Regions from separate parts of the Homo sapiens genome. Here region 1 is linked to region 2. The links are chromatin contacts, found by Hi-C or POLR2A ChIA-PET in ENCODE. All regions are on one chromosome and are shown on one strand. Each heading gives the region's core, a stretch centred on a gene start or an enhancer-like site at or near the end of the contact. The rest is flanking DNA. Distances are from core to core; before and after follow the strand shown. Region 1 overlaps SHANK1 (SH3 and multiple ankyrin repeat domains 1). Region 2 holds the start of SYT3 (synaptotagmin 3).

Region 1 (2,949 bases), core at 334-2,833, 40 kb after region 2:
TCAGCCACAGACCAATACTCTGCTTGGCTTTCTGTCCCGTCCTGCAGCTGTGTGGTATCAGAGAGCAGAACCTTGCAAAAGATAAAGGCAGTAGAGAAGTGGCAAGTGGAAGGAGACACTCTTGTGTGAGCCATTTTACCTGCTATTTTTCGTATGTGTCCTCACTGGATCCTCACACCTGTGAGTTAGGGTGGATTATACCCATTTGGATGATAATGAAAGAGGCCGTGGATCAGAGAGAAAAGGTCCTTATCCTAGACCAGCCAGCGAGTAAGGAGGAGATTCAAGATGCATCGGAGAAAAGAGGTCAGAGTGGCTCAAAAACCCTGAGATAAAATGGGAGGGGTACGAAGAGCCAGGAGAAGGGGGTGTGACCAGTCAGGAAGCACACGGGGACTGCTGAGGGGCAGGGCTGGAGAGGACAGCAAGAACAGAGTCCAGGCAGGAGAGGACAGCTGGGAGGAGGGGAGGAAGGCAAGGGAAACACCTGCATGGGGCACGGGGGCAGGTGGTGGGGGCCAGAGGGAGAGGCGAGGGTCAGGTGACAGGTGAGGGTGAAGGTGATGAGGCAGGGATCCGAGTGACAGTGGAGGGGTTGATGTGACAGTGGAAGGGTCAGAGTGACAGGGAAGGGACCAGGGTGATGGGGGAGAGGTCAGGATGACAGGGAAGGGTCAGGGGGACAGTGGAGAGGTCAATGTGACAGAGAAGGGGTCAGGTGACAGAGTAGGAGTCAGAGTGATGGGGAAGGGTGAGGGTGACAGGGTGGGGGTCAGGGTGAGAGAAGAGGTAAAAGAGAGACAGTGGAGGAGTCAAAGGGAAAACGGAGGGGTCAGGGTGATGGGGAAAGGTCAGGGTGATGGGGAGGGGTCAGGGTGATGGGGAGGGGTCAAGATGATGGGGAGGGGTCAGGGTGTGGGGAGGGGTCAGGATGATGGGGAGGGGTCAGGGTGTGGGGAGGGGTCAGGGTGATGGGGAGGGGTCAGGGTGTGGGGAGGGGTCAGGGTGTGGGGAGGGGTCAAGATGATGGGGAGGGGTCAGGGTGATGGGGAGGGGTCAGGGTGTGGGGAGGGGTCAGGGTGTGGGGAGGGGTCAGGGTGATGGGGAGGGGTCAGGGTGATGGGGAGGGGTCAGGGTGATGGGGAGGGGTCAAGATGATGGGGAGGGGTCAGGGTGATGGGGAGGGGTCAGGGTGTGGGGAGGGGTCAGGGTGATGGGGAGGGGTCAGGGTTACAAGCATTACAGGTAAGGGGTGAGGGTGATGGGGGGGTGTCAGTGTGACGGGGAGGGGTCAGGGTTACAGGCAAGGGGTCAGGGTGACGGGAGAGGGCTTAGAGTGGCAGGGAACTGGTTAGAGTGAGGGGGAGGGGTGTCCCCGACAGAGGAGGGTGCAGAGTGACAGACGCCTCGTCAGATTTGCAAGCTGACAAAAGACACTTCAGCACCATGTGGAAGAAGAAGGGACAAAAATGGGTTAGCTTGACATAAGAAGGGTCAGGGTGACAGGAGAGATGTCAGACTGACGGAGGAACCATAACAATCTGATGGGGCATCGCACTGACTCCCCAGGGAGCACCTGAACTCCACCAACCAACGGGAGCATTCGCTCCCGCGCAGAAGGGACAGCCAATCAGAGTGCGCAGCCTTGCATGACGTCACTGGCTGCCGGGCAGACTCCCCTTCAGTCCGCCGCCCAAAGGCCCAGTTCTCCGTCACCTCGTGGTCTGGCGCCTCAGTGGCAGCGCATGTCCTGCCGCTGACCAGTGGCTGGGGAACTCCTGCTAAGGAGGCAGCCCTGAGAGGGGATAGGGGAGAGAATGGACGGGGAGACAACTGAAGAGACAGAGATGGGGGGACAGAGATAGACAGAGACAGAGAGAGGGAGACAAGGAGACACAGAGACAGACGTAGAGAGACAGAAAAAGAGAGACAGAGATAGAGAGACAGAGACAGACAGACAAAGGCAAAGATGGGGAGAGAGACAGAGATGGAGAGACAGAGACAGAGACAAAGGCAGAGATAGGGAGACAGAGATAGAGAGACAGAGAGACAAAGGCAGAGATGGGGAGATAGAGATGGAGAGACAGAGAGACAATGGCAGAGATGAGGAGACAGAGATAGAGAGACAAGGAGAGAGCTAGGGAGACAAGGAGACACAGAGACAGAGATGGAGAGACAGAGACAAAGAGACAAAGACAGATGGGGGAGAGAGGGAGGTGGGGAAACAGGGAGGGATGGGAAGAGAAAGATAGGGAGAGTGAGAGAGGCGAAGAGCGACAGACAGAGATGGGGCCTAGAAGGGGGAGAGACAAGGACTGAGAGATGAGAGGGGAAATGAGAGGGCGATGGGAAGCATGGGAAGCAGGAAGAGCCCAGAGAGGAAGGAGGGAGGGCAGCTCTGACTCAGAGAGGGCCTGCGCAGCCCCAGGAGGGAACCCCAGAAGTGGGGAGTGCAACTGAGAGGGAGCAATGACGTCTCAGACTGAGAGATGAGGGGGCACGAGGGAGCCCTCGGGCATCAGTGGCGGGTGACAAAGACAGTACCAGAGAAAGCCAAAGCCATACCGAGGGGCGGATGGACAGCAGAGCCCTAGGAGGAGACAGCCCAAGAGGTGCCCTGACCTAGGGTGGATCTGCTGGGCTCCGCGCCCCTGCTGTCCCTACCTCCTCTAGGTTATATGCAAAAGTGCATCTTTGGAGAGGGTTGAAATCTCCCAGTTTCCAAGTCCTTAGATAGTGGCATCTTTTTTTTTTTTTCCCCGAGACAGAATCGCACCCTGTCACCCAGGCTGGAGTGCAGTGGCGCGATCTTGGCTCACTGCAACCTCTGCCTCCCAGGTTCAAGCGATTCTCCTGTCCCATGCTCCCGAGTAGCTGGAATAACAGGCGTGCGCCACCACACCCAGCAAATTTTTGTAGTTTTAGTAGCGACGGGGTTTCACCTTGTTG
Region 2 (3,252 bases), core at 147-2,646:
AGAGATAATGTGAAGGGCAGACTGAGGCTCCGAAGAGATGGAGAGGTGAACAGGCAGGCAGAAGGAAAGTCAAGGATTGAGACTTGGGATGGACAGTGACAAGGAATGAACCGAGATGTAATTAATTCACGGGGGCTTGAGAGACGAGAGGACGAGAGACGGTGAAGAGGGGCAGGCAGGAGTGTGGGCAGAAATATCTTTGAAAGAGAAACGGTCGAACGGGAGGATGGATGGGTGGGCAAGGACAGCAGATGATGGCTAGAGATCGCAGATAGACAAAAGGAGACAGGAGGGCTGGGCAGACAGACATGGGTTCATAAGGGAAGGTTCAATGAGCACATAAATGAGAGGAGGCTAGGAAGGAGAGGTGGATGTGGGGAGAGGGGGAATTAGTGACACATGGCTCGGAGCCAGGCATCAAGATGGGTTGAAGGGGATGCAGGGGAATTAGGAACAGACAGACCAGGGCTCACAGATGGACAGGTGTCGTGGGGGTGCTGCAGAAGGCCAGGACTCCAAGACAGGCATGGCCACACTCACCTGCGCTTATCTCTGCCGTGTCCTGGGTGGCAGCCGAGGCGGCGGCGGGCGGCAGCCCATGGGGGTTCTAGGGCGGACAAGGGGCTGTGGACCCGTTCCCACGCGCCGGGTAATGAGAGAGAATGTCTGATCTAGGGGCTGAGGCCGGGAGAAAAAGCTCAGCTTAACAGTCACATCTTGCCCTACTCGAGCCAGCTGCCCGACCCCAGGCGACCCACTGGGAGCCCGGCCACCCCCTCCCACCTCCGGGCCCCCAGCTCCCGTTGAGGGCTTAGAGACTACAATTCCCGGCAGGTCTCGCGCTCGCGCTGCTGCGGCTTCATAGACCCGGCGCTGCAGGATCTGCTGGGAGTTGAAGTCCTTAATGCCTCCGGGCTGCAGAGAGGATGGGATTTTTTTTTTTTTTTTAAGGTTTTGGGGGGTTAAGATGCTGGGGTCCCAAGACGCTTCAGGGGAGGGGAACGATGTCCGGGACTTCGAAAAGCCACGGAGCCCTAAGTCCTTAGGGGCCACGGAATGAGGAAACGATCCCCCCGCGCTGGGGATCGGTGGGCGAGGGGTGGGATACACCCAGGTGTTTCGGGACCCCCTTCCAGGGCCACGTGCCCCTCCCCCGGGGTGGCCAGAGAGCGCTGCAGCGCTCCCACTCCCCGGCCCGAGATCCACGCGCCTCTGCATCTACCCCGCCCCCATGCGCCGGGGCCGACCCCAGGGATTTGACTGGGGCTGGGGCTGTGGCAGGAGGAGGGGGAGGAGCGGACTCACCCGGAGCCGCCGCTGCCGCCGCTGCCGCCGCCGCCGCCGCCGCAGCCCCGCGCGCCAGCCGCGGTGCCGGCTCGGCTCCTCCCCTCGCCACTGTCGCAGGTCCGCGGCTCCTCCCCCTGCACCCCCTCCTTCCCCCACTCCGAACCCGCGGCAAGAAAGCCGAAATCACTTGGCCTCAGCAAGGAAGCAGGGAGATTGCCCGGGACTAAGGCAGCAGAGACCCAGTGGGTTTCCACACTGGGGACCCAGAGATCTAGGATCACGACGTGCTGCTTCTCCAGGGTCCGGGGGCCCAGTTCTCCGCCCCGCTATCTCACAGAGGTAGAAGTCCGGGGACCCCAGGCCCCTCTTCCCAGGAACCCAGGACTTCAGGCCCTCCAACCTGAGCCGCTCTGAAGGCCGGTGGTAGGAGCGGAAGCTGAGACTCAAAGGTACAGTGCCACAGCCAGGATAGAGGTACTAGCAGGGACCTGGGTTTGAATCCCACCTGGGCCAACTCCTGCCTGTGTGCGCCTCTTGCTCTGAGGCCCCGTTTCCTCATCAGCAAAATACACACCATAAACTTATTTCCTAAGGGATCCACAGTTTGAAAAACCGGTCAGTGTAGACAAAACATTGGTACCAACTAGGTACTTAATGAATATTTCTCAAAAGTAGTGAGTAACAGTTTCTGGTATATTAATAGCAGTTAATGGCAATTGTCATTTCCTATAAGTGGTGAAGTGCTAAGTGCTTTGAAAGCGTTTTCTCATTTAATTTTCACTTGGGTGCAATTATGACATTCCCATTTCACAGAGGAGACAACTGAGGCCCATGGAGGTTAAATCCCTTGGGTAAGGTCTAGATCAGGGGTGTCCAATCTTTTGGCTTCCCTGGACTGCATTGTTGTCTTGGGCTACACATAAAATACACTAACAGTAACAATAGCTGATGAGAAAAAAAAAATCACAAAAAAATCTCATAATGTTTTAAGAAAGTTTACAAATTTGTGTTGTGCCGCATTCAAAGCTGTCCTGTGCTGCATGCGGGCCTCAGGCCATGGGTTGGACAAGCTTGATCTAGATCTACATAGCCTGGAGAGGTGGCTCGGAGGCCCCCTCAGTGCTCTCAATCAGTGACATCCAAATAAATACAACCTCTAGGTAAAAATCAAAGGCTGGGCTGACACCTGTAAATCCCAACACTTTGGGAGGCTGAAGTGGGAGGATCCCTTGAAGCCAGGAGTTTGAGACTATCCTGGACAACGTAGGAGACTCCATCTCTACAAAACAAAAAAACCAAAAAACCAAAACAAAACCAAACTAGTGGGTGTGGTGGCGTGCACCTGTAGTCCCACCTACGCAGGAGGCTGAGGTGGGAGGATTGCTGGAGCCCAGGAATTTTTTTTTTTTTTTTTTTTTTTTTTTGTGAGACAGAGTCTTGCTCTGTCGCCCAGGCTGGAGTGTAGTGGCGCGATCTGGGCTCACTGAAAGCTCCGCCTCCCGGGTTCACTCCATTCTCCTGCCTCAGCCTCCTGAGTAGCTGGGACTACAGGCGCCTGCCACCGTGCCCGGCTAATTTTTTTTGTATTTTTAGTAAAGACGGGGTTTCACCGTGGTCTCGATCTCCTGACCTTGTGATCCACCCGCCTCGGCCTCCCAAAGTGCTGGGATTACAGACGTGAGCCACCGCGCCCGGCCTAGCCCAGGATTTTGAGGCTGCAGTGAGCTATGATTGCACCACTGCATTCCATCCAGCCTGGGCAACAAAGCAAGACCCCCATCTCAAGAATAAATAGCCAGGTGCGGTGGCTCATGCCTGTAATCCTAGCACTTTGGGAGGCCAAGTGGGCGGATCACTTGAGCTCAGGAGTTCAAGACCAGCCTGGGCAACATGGCAAAACCCTGTCTCTACAAAAAATACAAAAATTAGCTGGGTGTGGTGATGCATGCCTGTAGTCCTAGCTAC

What was found. Hi-C counts contacts between places; a loop is a spot of excess contacts on that map. ChIA-PET counts read pairs that join two places held with the same protein, here RNA polymerase II (POLR2A). Pooled maps may share reads with other maps.
Region 1: a map of B cell shows a loop between it and region 2 (16-fold over the local background). The contact joins the enhancer-like site here to the promoter of SYT3 in region 2. A Hi-C loop is called at or near these places in 2 of 168 maps with a recorded cell type or tissue (B cell and breast epithelium) and 3 of 50 pooled maps. POLR2A ChIA-PET finds 5 or more read pairs at or near these places in 3 of 52 experiments (H1, K562 and WTC11).

What each region holds. Positions count from the first base shown.
Region 1 is chr19:50,677,913-50,680,861 of GRCh38, forward strand. All of the region lies in intron 21 of SHANK1 (SH3 and multiple ankyrin repeat domains 1), which reads right to left. Among named protein-coding and RNA genes, the nearest start is that of C19orf81, 30 kb to the left of the region's middle. Within about 2 kb of position 1,584, at least 4 of the 41 ENCODE cell types and tissues checked have a DNase peak (open chromatin) inside an H3K27ac peak, as active enhancers do; they include B cell, where a contact is called at or near this core.
Region 2 is chr19:50,638,485-50,641,736 of GRCh38, forward strand. SYT3 (synaptotagmin 3) reads right to left here and starts at 1,397. Exons shown (of 11, transcript NM_001160329.2): 1 at 1,306-1,397; 2 at 541-678. RefSeq lists an enhancer at 708-1,002.